Linked DNA regions of Homo sapiens: region 2 is linked to region 1. Evidence: read pairs that join two places in POLR2A ChIA-PET (ENCODE). Cell type or tissue: Panc1. All regions are shown on one strand. Each heading gives the region's core, and the rest is flanking DNA. Links, peaks and the distances in the headings are about the cores only. Region 1 overlaps LINC00477 (long intergenic non-protein coding RNA 477). Region 2 overlaps LOC105369698 (a long non-coding RNA gene).

Region 1 (8,343 bases), core at 231-8,230:
TACCTGCTGGAAATCTAAACAGTATTCAACATTAGAACTCTCCGTTATTTGAAATCCAGTGTATTTTAGGAGATTAGGAAACATAAATTTTGTCCTGTAAGTTTTACTTTTTTATATAATCTGAACATACCCTCAAATCAATGATTACTTATCACTCAGAAAAAGAACAGAGCTTTTCAAGAAGGTAGTACATACTGTAAGCATTAGATCATATTTTAAACTTGCTTTGTAAGTAAAAAAAAAAAAATTCTTTAAGCATTTAAATTCATTCCTTTAACTGGAAAAGGTAAATTTAGAAATTTAAATTCTCCTTATCACTCATAACTCACCCCCACTGAGGACAACCAAAAAGATGACAACATACCTGAGTATAAACTTCACTCTTTTGCTATTTACTATTTATATACTCCACAGATAGCATCTTTCCAAGTGTATATTCATTTTTTTTCTTTTACCAAACCACGTGTCAGTCTAAACAGGATGTGCACTTACATGTATAGAACTAACTTAATTTGAATTAGCCATTGGACCTCAAATGCCTAGTTATTTACCAAACAGGTTTTGGAGTTTTGAATTCTATATACAACATGCCATTCAACCAGAACTGTTTAAGCTCAACAACAAAACTAATACAAGCTTTCCGTATTAAGAATTGAAGTTTTTCCTGTATTAAGAGTTTACACTTGCAAGTCTGTGTCAGATTGGATCAATACTACCCACTCAAAAAGGCTACAAAATGAATTTTTTTAAACCCACAGCAAGAAAAAACTGTTGATTCTTCAGGAACAAGGTTGTTAGAAGAGAGATCACTGGAAAGAAAAGGGGGAAAAAAGAAAGAATTTCAAGCAAGTATGCTACTATGTAATTAACACAAATAACTAAATAATTATGCACATCCCTTCCCACCCCCACAATTAAATGTTTTTAAACAACTCATGTGATGAAAGATCTACCTTTTAGGCAAACAAAAGCAATCCCTAGCAGTTTAAGGATTTAAGGCTGTATTGCATCAGTTTTAAGTGATGCTTATGATTTTTATCTTGTATAGTTCTGAGGAATAAACAGTTGATGGCATAATTTGCAGGAGAACTTTGCACAGTGCCTAAAAGAACTTCCACTGTAAGTACTTATGATTTTAAATCATTGTGGCTGAATTTATCTAGGCTTCTGCCTGGGAGCTATATTTAAATCAGGAAGAAGCACCCCTAGAAACTTTGTTCCATGTATCTGCATTTGAAACCAGATTCCTTCCCTATCTGAGCTAACAGCAATTCTCATACAGCTGAATTCCTTTAAAATTAGACAGATCAAAATTTAGCAGTTCTGTAAAGGCTCTAAGAAATCGTCCTCCTTTTAAATGCTATAAAAGTCAAACTTGAAAAACATTTCCGTATACTTTAAAGCCATCTGGCCCTTAACCTAATCACTCTTGGCCATCGAGCCTCACTCCCGTAATCCTGATCAAAAATTTTCCTCTGGTTTTTCTGATGGAAATGTCCATTGCCTACAAATCTCACATGTGCCTACTTCATTGGCCTGTTTGTGTCTGTGTGTGTGTTTTCAGGGTACTAGGGGCCATTATTTATGAAAAGCAAGGAAACAAATCACTGTCCAGTCCCTTTGCAGATTCCCACACTTACTGCCCCAAATCCCACAGATTTCCCTTGGTCCTGCCCTTGGCTAAAGAACTCTGCTGAGCCAGAAGGCAGTCCCTGGGGACACCTCCTTATGCCTTCCTTGACAAAGTCCTTTGGCTATCTGGGTATGTGAGGATCTCAAGTGGGTTCCAGCAAATCCCTAAACTTTTGTAAGAAAGTACAGTTGACTGCCACCCAGAGTGCCTGGACTGCCTGGCACCGAGTGTAGGGCTCTGCATATTCACAGGATTCCTCGTCTTGACCTGCTTTAGCTGAGAAGGGAACACATTAAAATGAATTCACATTCATCATCACATTCTGAATTTAGTCACAGAAACCAGCGTCTTCAGATATTCACCAGGGTCAATCTATTTATTAATATAGTCGCTTTGCAAAGTGTAGGGAAAATGACTAATAAAATATGTAAACAGTGCTTCGTGTGCATCCGATCAATACTCAACAAACTGCTGCTCTCCAACGCAAACATTTCCAAATCCAATTTGATTTCAACTCGTATAACCTCTTTTCATTGCTTCTTATTGCTGTAGCCCCAAAGTGCAAGCGAGATTTCCCAAACCCGCGCTTAAAGTGACACAACACGTGAGTGGTCTTCACTTGGTACACTGAGTGAGGTGGGGGGAAAAAGTAGTTGCAATTAGAATTAAAGCTTCCGGTCTCTGAAATCCCTAGAATCCTGAAGGATGAGACTTGTTTCAGAAATTCCGGGCGGGAGGGAGGGGGAGTGGTAGGGAGAAGGATTGCAGAAAGCGAAACAAAAAGACGAAAGAGTCGGGAGGTGGGGGTGACTAAGGTTAGGGGGTGGGCCAGGGGTCGCTCTGATATCCTAGAAGGGTTAAGGGGCTTTGTCCAACTTTTAGGGTCTGGCCTTGGACATTGGCCGCGATGCCCAGCACAGCCCAGGGTTCTCCCCGCACTCTCCTCTCGCATCAACCACCTCCACCGCCACCACTTACAAAACAATACCAGCAACAGTACGCAGGCTTCCCAACAAAAATAGAAAGTTATCCCGTCTCCGGGTCGGGGTCCAAGCCGGCGCTCCAGGGTCCCCCGGCCAGCCGCCCCCGGGGATGACAGGGCCACTCCGCGCCTCGGGCCGCCTCCCACCTCTCCGCCACCCCCAGCCCAGTCCCCCTCCCTCTGTACTTGAGGAAACTCCGGCGGCGGCCCCCTCCCTCCTCCGCGGCTCTCCAGCTGGAGCCGGGAAGGAGTGCTGAGTGGCGGGCCCGGCGAGCGGCAGAGGGGAGCTCTGCGCCTTGGAGGTCTGCCCACAACAACATCGGGACGAACAACAAAGTTAAAACGCAGCGATTCACGCACCTTACCCGGTCTCGTTAATGCCTCCTCCGGCGTGGGATGCAAAGTGGCACAGAGGCGGGCTGGGGGCCCCCGGGAGGAGACTGGAGATGGGTTTTGGTGGCTCGCCTTTTTCACTCTGTGTGTGTGTGTCTGTGTGTGTGCGTGTGTGCCGGTGTGTGTGTGTGTGCGCGCGCGTGTCCCTCTCTCTCCCCCCGTCTCTCGCTCGCCCGCTCGCTCGCGCTCCCCGTGTTGCTCTCAAGGACGAGGTGAAATCCCTTTGCTGGTCATGAGGCGGCTTCAGAGACAAACAACACAATGCGAGTGCAAATAACAAAAGGCAAAAAGACAGTAGGAACAATGGGGGAGGCGAGGGCAGCGCACCAGCCGGCGGTCACCGCGGCCCGGCGCCCGCCCCGGGGGGTGCGGCGGGGGCGGGGGGGGGGCGCGGGGGCGGTGCCGGGGGCTCCCGCTCCCTCCAGGTCGCCCCCGAGCTCCCGCAAGCCCACCCTGACCTCCTTCTTGCAGCTCGCCGCCCGGCCGCCCTCTCTATCCATCCGAAGGGAAGGAGCCCCAGAGTTTTCTTCCCCGTCTGCTGCAGAGTAACTAGATTGTAAATAACGCGGCGATTACCCACACCGTGCAGGAATTTTTTTTTTATCTGCCCTCCACTTAAAGGAGCGATAAAAATGAAATGGCAGGAGTGGAAGGAGCCAGGGAGAGCGGGATATCTCTAGATCTCGATGGAGCTCGCATCTATAAATACGCATTCATGTTTAGTCAAGTCCCTTTGTCAACTTCTTCCCGGCGCCTGAGCCTCAGCCGCTGCTCTGCGCCCAGGACCTGGCCCCTCCCGGCCCCCTAGTCCAGTGGTCAGGCGGTCGGGCCGGCAGGGAGGGCGCGCGCGGGGGGCTGCGGGGTCCGTGGAACCTTTCCGGGAGGCGAGCCGCGGGCTGCTGGGCGCGGAGGCTGGAGCCGCGAGAGGTTCGGCTGCTGAAGCGGCCACTGCCTCCCAGAGCCAGGCTCCGCGCCGCGCGTCCCCGCCGCCGCCGGCACTGTGCACCCACCTACTCCTCGGAGATTGGGGTAGGGGAAAAAAGTTTTGAGGCGCTCTCATCTCTGCCTCCGGGGTGGTTGAACTGGTTTGGTTTTGTGTTAAGCGAAGCCAAAAAAAAAAAAAAAATCACCACACACACACACACACACACACACACACACACACACAGACACACACACACACCCCAACCCAATGCCCAAGAACCAGGGAATGAAATTTAGTGATATTTAGGGAGAAATAAGGCTGGGCGCTGGGCTCCGACTCTTTCTGCCGCGACACTTGAGTGGGCGCGTGGAGCCGAGAGAGACCCTCAGAGTCCCATCCCCATCAGAAGAAACTCCGTCGGTGATGCCCTGAGCAGAAGCTGTGGGGCTGATTTAAGTGTGTGCTCTGACAGCTCCCGGGCTGCTCCGGCGCTTATCTCTTCTAATCTTACTTTCATTGACTTAAAACAGCTGCCGGTTTGCCAGGGGAAAAAAATCCTATTAAATCTCAAACCAGGGTGGGGCGGGGGCGGGGGTTCCTGACAGTGATCTTCCCAGAGCTAGTGTCCAGAAAAGAGCAGGGGGAAGGGAGAGCATTCACGGGGGTGGCTGCGTGTTGGGAAGGGGGTGATGGAAAGGGGACTAAGGAAACAATTCGAGCAACACGTTTCTTTTCCTCGCTGTAGCCTTCTCTCCTTTTGCTTTTATGCCGAGGTGCGTGTTCTCTGTCCCCATCTCTGTAATTCTCTGCAGACGCGCAACCATGGACTGCGCCGCGTCCCTGGGCACCCCCAGCATTACCCAGAGTGCAACAACACCATCAGGAGATCAATGACCAGACTCTATTTATTCTTCACGCGCCTAGAAGAGCAGGACTCCGGAGGAGCTTGGGAGCGAGGCTCGGGGCTTGGCTGTCTCTGGGCGATCTCTCCCAGACTTTTTCGGGCTGATTTCTAAACGGCAGTTAGTAAGCAAATGTAATTTCTCAATGCATGCCACACATACCAATCACAATATATTCACCTAGGAAAGTGAGACATCCTTTCTACCCCTTTCCACCCTTGGTAGATTTGTTTCTGGAGGTGGGTTGCTAATACCTGAGATTTTACACTTGTCAAGGGCGGAAACTTTCCCGGGTGTTTGATGATTGATTATGTGGTACCTGTTTTCTAAAAACGGCTAAACACCTTTCCCTGGAACAAAAGTGAGAAATGTAAATCTTAATAACTCAAGGCAAAAATTTCAAAGTGTAAGCACAGCTATTATCCACTCCCACAAAGAAAAGCTTCCTCTTACACAAATATTTGATAGCATAGAGCCCAGTAATTAAGAGAACAATCAAATAAGCTCAGGGCTTTCGTGGGGACTTTAAATTATCATCTGCCTAGAATTTATAAGCAGTGCAATCATTTGCTGCTTGGATATAACTCTGGATATGGCAATCTAAATGTCCATCCTTAAGCAATTTTACTATGTGTTCCTAAGTATTTAATGAGAGAGATGGATAATAATAATATTCAAATTGCTGGTTCAATGTAGCTTCATCAACTGTGTGAAAAAATTGTGTGTGTGTGTGCATGAAACACATTTCCTATATGTTTCCTTTCCTTACATTTTCTCTACCATGCAAGTTTCACATCAGAGCCACTTGCACATATGGCATAAGAATTCGTTGATGATCGTACTCCACCTTAAATTTAAGTGTTACTTTTATTCTAAGAGTTCCCAGTGTATGTTGAATGGTTTCTTCTCTTTTTGTTGTTGTTGTTGTTGTCGTTGTTGTTGTTTGTTGAATGGTTTATTCTCATAGTACATATGTAGTTGCTTTACAAAGTTAGCTATTACTATGTCAGGCCCAGTTCCTTAAATACTGTGCAAGAAGCAAACAGGGCCCAACTACAAAACAAGTTGCCTCTCGCTACTACTTATATGAACATACTTAACGTTTGAAAAGGGATTGTCATTTACAGTGAACATCTGCTGGGTCGTAATCCCTTTCTCTCAGACAACACCCAGGGAAGAAAAAGTCTTCTGGCACCTGACCAGTAGGTTACGAACCTACCTGCTTGGCCTAACCCCACCAAGCAAAGCAGTGCCACCTCCGCAGATTTTCAGCCTCTACTGCTTCTTGAGTGTAACCGTTTCTGGGGCCACTAGGCTTCCTACTGGCAGAAGAAGGGAAGCCAGAGGGAGAGAAGGCACAAAGTTCCAAAACTGCCTAGTGAGATACTGGTGAAACTTGAATTACACCAATCTCTTTCCTCCTTTCGTTCCTACAGGCAGCATAACTTCCAACCACATATAGTTATTGAAACCACATGCCCTTAAGACTAAACCATGATCATTATACAGCAACAGCATAGCTGATCAAAAACTTCCAGTGGGATGTTTGTTTGTGTTGGGCTTAAAAAAAAAATACCCTAATTTGTAGCGGGACTGACACATTAAAGATCAGCGTTTCCATTTATTAAGCATTTGCTATGTACCAGGATGTTGGCCAAATGCTTTTTTAAAAATGTATTTTGTGTCTCCTTCTCACCACAAACTTGCAAGAAATTTTACATCCCTGTTCTTCAGATGAGAAAACTAAAGCTCAGAAAGGTTAAATGACTTGTCCAAGACCATGCAGTTTTTAAGTGATTGACCCAGGATGCAAATCCATTGTCCAGTGTCATGCTTGAGCTTTTTCACTTCACCTTGATGCCATGTACATGTTATATTAGGGCCAGTTTTCAGTGGCAAGTATTATTTCATTAAATAGATAGATATAAAATATCAAATGTATACTATGTTCATGCCAGTCATCAGCTATGTTGGTATCCACACTCGTGTTGGTCATTAGATAACTGAAATTTCCAAGAAAATCGAAATGTGCTATACATGGAGTGTACGTGTGTGTGTGTGCGTGTGTATGTATATATATGACATTTATATATATTTTATGTGTATGAAATTGTCTTATTTTGGAGGCAAGGCGATTATGTATTATATATATATATACATATGTATGTATCCATATGATGTATATAAAAATGCATACAATATATTGTTAAGTAGCTACAATTTTTGAATTCCTATCATTTTACAGGCATTGTTCTAGGTGTTTTATGTATATAAACGTATTTAATCCTCACAGCCACTCCATGAGGTACATAATTTTATTGTATCATTTTACAGATAAGGAAACTGAAGCACTGAGAGGTTATGTAACTAACTTGCCCGAGGTTATACGAATAGCAGGTGAAAGAGCCTGGCTTCAAACCCAGGTAATCTGGCTTCCAGACCCATTCCCTAACCACTCCGCTATACTGCCTTTCAATATATGCACCCAGATGTATACATAATATGCATACATAAATTTATGGGCAGATATATACCATATGCAGCTCTCAAAATATGGGGGAAATAAAAGCATATAACTGACCTCTGTATCATTTCCATCATCATATTCTAGTTGCCTCCCAAGGCAACAAGAAATATTATTGATAGGAGAGGGCTTTACACTGCCCACAGTATTCAAGATTCTCTAATAAGTTTTGAGTCCATCTCAATCCCTCCAACGTATTTGGAGATATTCATGGACTGCTAGGAGATATTAGGAGTATACAATGTTTGACCTTAGCCTATTTTCATAAGGCTCATTTTGAATTTATTCGGTCATATACATTAAAAATAGCAGAGACAAGTTACTTGGGAATCCTAAAGAAGAAAGAGGGATCTTAATAAGTATGAAATCCTGTGACGGCTGGGCGCGGTCGCTCATGGCTGTAATCCCAGCACTTTGGGAGGCTGAGGCGGGTGGATCCCGAGGTCAGGAGTTCGAGACCAGTTTGGCCAACACAGTGAAATCCCATCTCTACTAAAAATACAGAAAATTAGTTAGGTGTGGTGGCGGGCGCCTAAAATCCCAGCTACTCAGGAGGCTGAGGCAGGAGAATCGCGTGAACCAGGGAGGCGGATGTTGCAGTGAGCCGAGATCACACCATTGCACTCCAGCCCTGGCAATAGTGTGAGACTCGGTCTCAAAAAAAAAAAAAAAAAAAAAAAAAAAATCCTGTGACATAGGAGATAGAGGGAAATTTAGGTGATACAAGAGACCAAATATGTCATCTTAATGGTTATGAATTATCCATTTTTATATTTTTCTAAATTAGGGTAGTTTGTCAACCCTTACTCTGTTAGTAAGAGAGTAACATATAACGTTACGATGTCAATTTTAAGTTTAGCAGTTATGGGCCCAAACACTGATACCCTTCAAAGGAACCTTAAAATACTTTTTTATAAGAGTCCCCGATGAGACAGGTTTATTTACCTGTCTCGTCAAATGCAATGTCCATATCAAATTTTGAAA
Region 2 (8,343 bases), core at 81-8,080, 74 kb after region 1:
TTAATAAGGCAAGACCCAAATTCAGAAGCAATGAAATTAACCACAGATTTGGGTACATAAAAATGTTAAATGTTTATATGCTCCAACACCATAATTCAAGGAAAAAGAGAAATAACAGACCAGGCAAAAATGATAAAATTATATAACCAACAAGGGGTTAAAATTCACAAGCAATAATAAAAAGGCAGTACAGTAGAAATATGAGAAAAGGACAGATATAAGCAAGTCATAGCATATGTATGTGTATAATAACAAAGTAATGTATTCATATAATGACAAAAACAAATCATTATTAGTAATCACGGAAATTCAAGTAAACTAATACAGGCACATACACATATATTGCCAGAGTGTCAGAAATTTTAAAAGTTATACTATCTAGTGTTGACAAAGACAGATATACACACTAACACTCATACAGTATAGGTAAAGTGGTTAGCATTTTGGGTAGATTTTTTGTTGTATTTTTAAAATTGAATTACTCTACTTTAAAATTTATCTTACAAAAATACATGTATATGTACTCAGATATGAATGTGCAAAGATATTCATTTCAACATGGCTTATAATAGTGAAAACCAACAAATCACACAAGTATTTATATTAAGAGGAATGATTAAATAGATTATAGTTTACAGTATATTCACAGAATTGGAAGTATAATGTGTCAGTTAGAAAGAATGGGGATGTATATATTCTGAACATTTAGCAATCTCCTAGATATATTGGTGAAAAAAATTAAATTGCAGAGTAATACAGTCTGAGAAAAACAACTTTTACTTTTATGCATGTGTGTATGTACATGCACATGCACATACACACAAGCACACACACACATATATAAATTCCATTAAAAGGATAAACTCCACACTGTTAGTAGCAATTGCTCCTTGGGAAGGAAAGTGAGAAATGGGAGTAGAGAGAGAAAGAGGTGATTTGGGACAGAAGTGATGGAAGTGATGGAGTTCTTTCATTTTTAGTCCAAGTATTTCTGTGAATTTTTTTTGCAATATGCATATATTTTCATTACTTACTTAAATTTAAAACAATACATTTGTTGCCAAAAATTCAAAATCTCATGAACAGTCTTATCAGTCATGTTTTACCAACTGCTTATGTTCCAACCTGTAGTAGAAAAGTTAATGCTCACACTGAAGCTGAACTAAATACCAAAAAGACTGTCCAAGTTGTGGTTTATTCATGCAACTCCTAGAGCATTAAAAGTCTTATTTTGTTGCCATCACCAAGTCTTGAAATCACAATGCCTGATGTTATTTTCTAGTTTCAGACACGATGCTATATCATGTCATTAATATCCAATTGTTATTATCCATACATTTAAGAATTACTCCATTGCTTTATTCAAAAAGTGCTTTTCACTTCTTATACAAATTATACTTGTTAGGATTTTAAGGAGCTTTTTTTTAAATCTGTCTTCACCTAATAAATTTAAAATTATTTCTATTGTTTGAGATCGAACAGGTGTAATCTCTCCTTATTATATATAGCATATTAACCAAAGTTAAAAAAAAAAAAAAAGCAAGACTGGGGAGGAGGTAGAATAGGTAGTATCTAGAACAGAGATTTCCAATCATTTTCTAAAGAGAGATCAACTTTCATTTTCTAAATTCTTGTGACAACTAGTATAAGAATATAAACTCTATCTATCAAAGGAAGGAGCACTAGGGGTGGAGGTAGAGATAGAGTGACAGGAAGGGCCTCTTTCCTCTCAGCAAGATGGCCTTCGAAGTGAAAGAAGTGAGTGCCTAGTCAAAAACTGTGTTTATGCTATGGAAACCAGCCTGAGTGTCAATTCCTGATCTCCATGTTGGGAGGTGAACTCAGAGCATTACTGACCATTTAAGGGACCGCTGAGGTGAACGAGCTAGAAAAATTTGGCCTCATATTCAACGAAGTGGAGACTTCTTGAAGGCAAAGATTTTGAATGATAATGAAATACCATTATACCATTCATGTAAATGAATAAATGAAAGAACCAATATATTCTGAAGCCTCACAAAATAGTTGAATCAATTGTTATTATGTTAATTCCATGATTTGCCAAAGGCAAAAAAGAAGATCTGAGGAGGATGCAGAATGTTAAACTGGGTTCACCAATATTTTCCTGATGAAACGCCATAATTGATATCCTAAAAGTCTTATGAGTGATTTTTCAGTTGTATTTTTGGGGGCTCCTAGAACATTTATGTCCTTAGTGGGCAAAATTTTGCAAATTATACAATTCATTCTTCTTCCTGAAATATAGTTATCTGGAGTCATGAATGTTTTATCAAACTAGGAGTATTCATTTGTTTTCCACTACTAATAAGCCTGGTCAACCTAATTCTGATGTCTTGCTAAAATTCTCAAGAATAATATAGACTTACTATCTAGGGATGGTTTATAAAGTATACTCTTCCCTCAAAGCCCCTAATTGCTTTTGCATACATATTTGTCCTTTTGTAATTCATGGCTTATATCTCTCTCTTCTCCTTTCATACAGTACAGCCTCTGTCTATTTAAACAGAAAGAGCTTTAATGTAAGTCAGAGCCAGGCCTTGAGAGTCAGGGGGAAGGCAAATCTCCCGAAGTTCAAAATCAATTTGGTTGCTATTAACAGCCTAGCTCTTGTACCAGTTTCAGCACTTCATGCTGAAGCTTAGAGCTTTTTTTTCTTATCTGTAGCCACTTATTTTGTCCCAGAGTATGTTGAGGGTCCCAAAGACATGACCCAGAATCAAGTGCTGGGGAGGTACTGAACTTTTATAGCCTGAGACTAAACACAAACTTGAAAGTAAATTTCATCATTAAAGCTAGAAGAAATGACAATAGGATTCCTGCTTCTTTTAAGAGCCAACACGAGAACACCCACTGGCAGTGAACACCGGGTATTGAAGATTTTTTCCCTTTTAACAAAGGTCATCTTCTTTATCCAACTGCCTCTTTTTGTGGTAAGACAAAAATCGACTCAGCTCACACAAGATTTACTTTATGTTTCTCTTGAATAATAGAGTTTAATGTACGCAATGGAAGCCTCATTTGCTATTCCTGAAACAAATTACTGTTTGTGATTTTAAAGCTGTTCTGATTTTACCAGTAATAAGTAGATTGTTGGATATATTTTGAGGTTTATGATGCATTTCTCCCAGAGTTAGAAAGTTTATTTTCATGAGTTCCGAGACTTCCGGTTTATTACACCCATGAAGTAGTTCTTATTATGAAAATATTTGATAGACATAAACCAAGGCACTAGAAATTTACTTCCTGATATCATATAAAAGCAACAGGAAATTTGAAAGTAAAACTCAGTTTTAATAACTTAGTCAACCATAATAAGTGAGTCGTTGAAAAACAAAAGCTGCAAGGAAAGAACGATGGAATTAATAGAATTGCAGTTATTTGATTGAGAAACACAGAAAGCATGACATGCTTTTGTCACAGGCTGATAACCACACAGGACCCATTTTTACTATGGTCCGAGCTATTGCTGAAAACTACTAAGACTCTTCTTACCAGAAGGATGGCAAAATTAATTAGAAAGACATTTTAGCTTAGAGGATAGGAAATTACCCATTTAATTTGACTTCATTTTGCACCAACTCAAAGTCAGAATATAGATAAGCCTCAGTAAGTCTCCTATGTTGTGAATCATTAGTTCCATGGTTCCCTTCAAGTTCTAGTAGGCAGACTTTCTTAGTTAATTAGGGAGACACCCCTAACCTAGAGAGAAAGATTGTGTATTGTAGTTAGATACTAAGAACTTCCCAGTTACCACTGTGCTACACTATTGATGGGAGTGTGAATCTGGAATGAACTTTCAGAAGTAATTTTGCAACAGCAACAATAATAACATCAATGGAACTCTTACCAAGTGCTAGGAAATTTGCTAAACATTACCTTCATTGTCACATATAATCCTCAAAACTACCCTATTAGTTTAATGCTAGAATTTTTAAGCACTTTACATATGAAGGAACTGAGGCTCAGTGGGTTTGATTTTCCCAAATTCACATAATGAGCAGGTGGCAAAAATGGGATGTGAAGTCATATGTGTCAGGCTTTAACATCTGTGTTCTTAATCTGTCAATATAGATCCAGATTTAAGCAGCTCACATCTCTTGCCTCAGAAATTCGGATTCTGGGACTCTATTCTAATGAAACAGCCTTCAGTACTTGTGATAAAATGAAATTTAAATTTTGGAGAGTTCTTAGATTCCCCTCCATTGTAAAAAGAATTTTGTCAATCACAACTCAATCCCTGTCCCCAATCTCTGAGATGAGTCTATTTTGGCCAGAATGCTAATGTTAGGCAGAATCTGAGCATGTCAAGAAAAGTCAAGAACTAAAGGTTGGCAGGAAAGTGGAGAGGGACAAAGAGACTGGCAGAGAGTAACAGCCATGTGACTTTTAGATAAAGCAGAGATGGGGAGTACTGAAAATTTTGGGGGGATATTAGCAAAAGGAAGTCTGGAGACTTTAGGATTTGAGAATTAGGAAGGAGAGAGATATGAAAGTATGAGGAATAAGATGAATGAAACTTTTTAATGTGTTGATAAGACTGTGATTCTTAAAGCATCAGCATCAACTGGCCATGTGTTAGAAAAGCAAATTCCCAGGCTCCACCACAGGTCTACTGAATCAGAATATCTGGTGAGGGAGTAGGGGACAGCAATCAGGATTTTCACAAGCCTGTGCACACTCAGGTTTGAGAAGGAATGCTTTGAGACAAGAATAAAGAACAGAACACTTTTCCAATTATATTTTTATGTTAATACTCTGCCCCTTTAAATGTGCACAGCTCTGGGACCAAACTGTGTGGTCACAACTTCAACAGGGTTATACACATAAACCTTTCTAGAAGTGCATCATTTCATCAGGTAAACCTACAAAACATCCAACTGCGTGTGAATGATTAGGTGGATAATGCTATAACCTATTCAATAAAATATAATAAAGCCATTAAAATAAGTTTTTATCACATTTTAGGAGGAAAAAAGCAAGGTATAAAATCATATGTGCATATAAGTAGATTTATTTATATGTTATAGAAACTTAGCAGAGAAAAAGACCCCAGTTAGTATCAAAATATTACATATAGTTATCTTTAGATATTTGAAATATGGGTTATTTTCTACACTTCCATTTCTTCTTATATTTATTTTTGAGTTTCTTACATTTTCTATAATGAGTATGTACTAATTTGATTTTTTTAAATGTGATTTTTCTAAAATAGTTACACAAACACTCCCTAGAACAATGCTTCCTCCTGGTTGTCTCTAGGCAGGGACTGAAAGTCTCAAAATGAGATTCAACAACAACTTCAGATTTTGAATCTTTCAGTCCCTGCCTAAGGAGTCCCTGCCTAAAGAAGAAGATTGTAAATTATTTCCCAAGAAATGCTGAGATGCTGGCTTTGCCCTTTTATCACCTTTTCTTACAATTTGCTTATAATAATGCCATATTGTTCAGTTAGAATTGGGTTCAGCTGCACATTACAGAAACCCCCCCAATAGTAGTTAATTAAATTGGTTTATTGCCCTCTCATATAAGAGAAGTAGAAAAGCAGATAATGAGTAAACTCTTCACTTAGAAATCACACAAAACAATTCTGCTTGCATCTCATTAGCCAGAATTTCACCGTGTACCTGCATTTAGCCACAAAGAAGTTGGAAAATGTAGTCCACTAGCTGGATACCTTGTCCTCCTTGAAACACTTGAGCTCTGTCACTAAGAAAGGGAGGATAGACACCAGGTAGCATCTAGCCATCTCTATCTAAAGTACCCCGAAGAAAGGTAAAAACAAATAATGAAGAGCTAAGGTGCTCTTTCTGCTTTTACACTATCTCTGGAGGGAGGAAAGTACAGGAGTGTAATGGAGAGGGGATGACTGTGCTTATGAATAAGACCTCTACTTAACTTGACAAATTAATTCAGCTGAACAAATTATTAGTTGATGCAAATTTGGTAATCCTAGATGTACCTATGTAATTTTTATACATAAAAATTTACTCTGAAGTTTTTTTCTCTGTTTCCCTTGAAATCTGCACTTCCTTTCATGTTATCTTTCCTACATGAAAAGTATACAGTTTATTTTGCAGGTACCAGCATTAGTCAGGATAGGAATGAATGTTTCAATTCCAAAATCCCTATATGCATCTTAAGGTATGTGCAAGTCAGACAACAACAAAAGACAGGGAAAGGCTCTAGAGATAGGAGAGGTCACCTTTTCCTTAACTGCATATAACCTTGATGGCTGCATGCAAGCTAGCTAAGTGCTCTACAGAACTTGGGTTTCTGAGATACTTTTGGAAATTTTTGTATTTCCCAAAAAACCACTATAGGACTTCCTAGGGTCATGACCTCAATTTTGAATAAGACGACATTAGTCATTATTCTAAATAGAACTCTGGTAGCCTATCTTGCACCTAGTTAGACATTTAATTACAAAGATTAAACTACAAGGAATAAATCTATGTGGAACAATGGATATGACAGTAAGTTACAGTTTTTGAGAAGATACTATCTCCCAGCTAAAACCCAATATAAAGGCCAGTATTCAAGAGAATATTCTCCTTGAAAAATGCAGTACATGAAGTCAATGACTACTCTAAAATATCATTCCAGACATCAGAGTGTCACACACGTGAAAAAAAACTCAAAGCAATAGGTTACTTAAAGGAAATATATGGAATTTTCTAGTGGATTGGGGAGAAAATTGTGCTACTTTGTATTTTCAAGGGGATAAGCGAGTAGAAGTTGGATCATGCATGAAAAGATTGTCTAGTAGCCTTAAATTATCAACTCATGAGTTTTTTGAATTTTAGTTTCCTTGATACTGTCAAAATTATTTCAGAAAATTATGCCAAGTATCAGAAAATAGACAAATGGCACTTTCAGTTTGTACCATCTTCTGCATATGCAGGGCTATTTCCTTAGTAAGTTCCTTAATGCTTTTTCCAACTGAAAATGATTCTAACAAAACAGTTTTTGCAACACTTCTTGGCATACTGTTTCACAGTCGAATCTGAAAATTTATCTGAGATTAAAGCGAGAATTTCTGCACCATATTCAAAAATTATCTCAGAGCAGATTATTGACCAAAATATAAAATTGGAACCTATAAAATGATGAGAAGGAAATATAGGAGAAAACATTTGTGACCTTAGATTAGGCAAATGTTTCTTAGACGTGACACCAAAAGCACAATCCATAAGAAAACCAAATGGTAAATTGGACTATATCAAAATTTAAAACTTTTATTCATTAAAAAATGCTGTTAACAGAATGAAAAGACAAGGCAGAGACTTGGTGAAAATATTTGCTAAACATATATCTGATAAAGAACTTGTATTCAGAATTGATATATCAATAATAAGAAAACAGTAAAAGTAAAGTTAGACAAAATATTTAAACATGCATTTCACCAAAGAAGATATACAGATGGCAAATAAGCAGTAGAAAGGAGGCTTATATGATTAGTTCTTAAAGAAATATAAACTAAAGTCACAATGAGGTACTATTATATACCCATTACAATGGCTAAAATTAAAAAGACTGACTATACCAAGTATTGGAGAGGATATGGAGGAATTGTAATTCTTATAATGGTGGAAATGTAAAATGGCATAATCCCTTTGGAAAACAATTGGGCAGTGTCTTAAAAAGTTAATCCAGCCATTCCATTTTATTTCTAGATATTTACCCAAGAGAAATAAAAGCATATGTCCATATAAAGACTAATACACAAATGTTCATAGCAGTTTTATTTGTAATAGTCAAAGTCTGGAAAAAACCTAAATATTCATCAACAGGTGAATGGATAAACAAACTGGTATATTCATCCTATGAAACACTACTCAGCAATAAAAAGGAATGAACTACTGATATGACGTGAATGAATCTCAAAATAATTGAGTGAAAGGACACATAATGTGTGGTTGAATTTCAATACAATTACAGGAAATGAAAGCTAATCTTTCATGAGAGAAAACACATCAATGATTGCCTAGAAAAAGGGGACAGGGTGGGGAGGGGCAGGAGAAGAAAACTATAGAGGCGGGGGAAAATTTTGGCAATGATTGTACACCTATTATCTTGATTATGGTGATGGTTACATGGGCATTCCTATATCTGAAAACTCATCGAATCATACACTTTAATATGTGCAATTTATTGTATGTCATCAGTATGATAAAATTGTTTAAAAAAGTAAAGTGAGAGTTTCTCCTTCTGATTGGCTGCTCTATCATCTTAATATTGCTGTATTTGTTGATATTCACCCTTCTTGTACAACCTTTCAATGTTAAATTGCAAAAGATTTTCCAAGTTTAATTTATTACAAAC

The links. ChIA-PET counts read pairs that join two places held together with the same protein. Peaks named below come from ENCODE experiments on the same cell type or tissue, not always from the same donor. Only the 100,000 strongest peaks of a DNase experiment are listed, where the experiment ranks them.
Region 2: POLR2A ChIA-PET joins it to region 1 with 14 read pairs; 2 of 35 experiments call an interaction of 5 or more read pairs at or near these places.

What each region holds. Positions count from the first base shown.
Region 1 is chr12:24,559,358-24,567,700 of GRCh38, forward strand. It overlaps LINC00477 (long intergenic non-protein coding RNA 477), which reads right to left. Exons shown (of 4, transcript NR_029451.2): 3 at 8,305-8,343; 4 at 7,607-7,851. It also overlaps a transcript of SOX5 not described here. Among named protein-coding and RNA genes, the nearest start is that of LINC00477, 21 kb to the right of the region's middle. In Panc1, for the core only: a CTCF peak has its summit at 1,843; a DNase peak (open chromatin) is centred at 3,679; H3K4me3 peaks cover 3,077 bases; H3K27me3 peaks cover 4,856 bases.
Region 2 is chr12:24,633,507-24,641,849 of GRCh38, forward strand. The region is part of intron 1 of LOC105369698 (a long non-coding RNA gene); the gene reads right to left. Among named protein-coding and RNA genes, the nearest start is that of LINC00477, 54 kb to the left of the region's middle. In Panc1, for the core only: no CTCF peak of the experiment used is centred there; no DNase peak of the experiment used is centred there.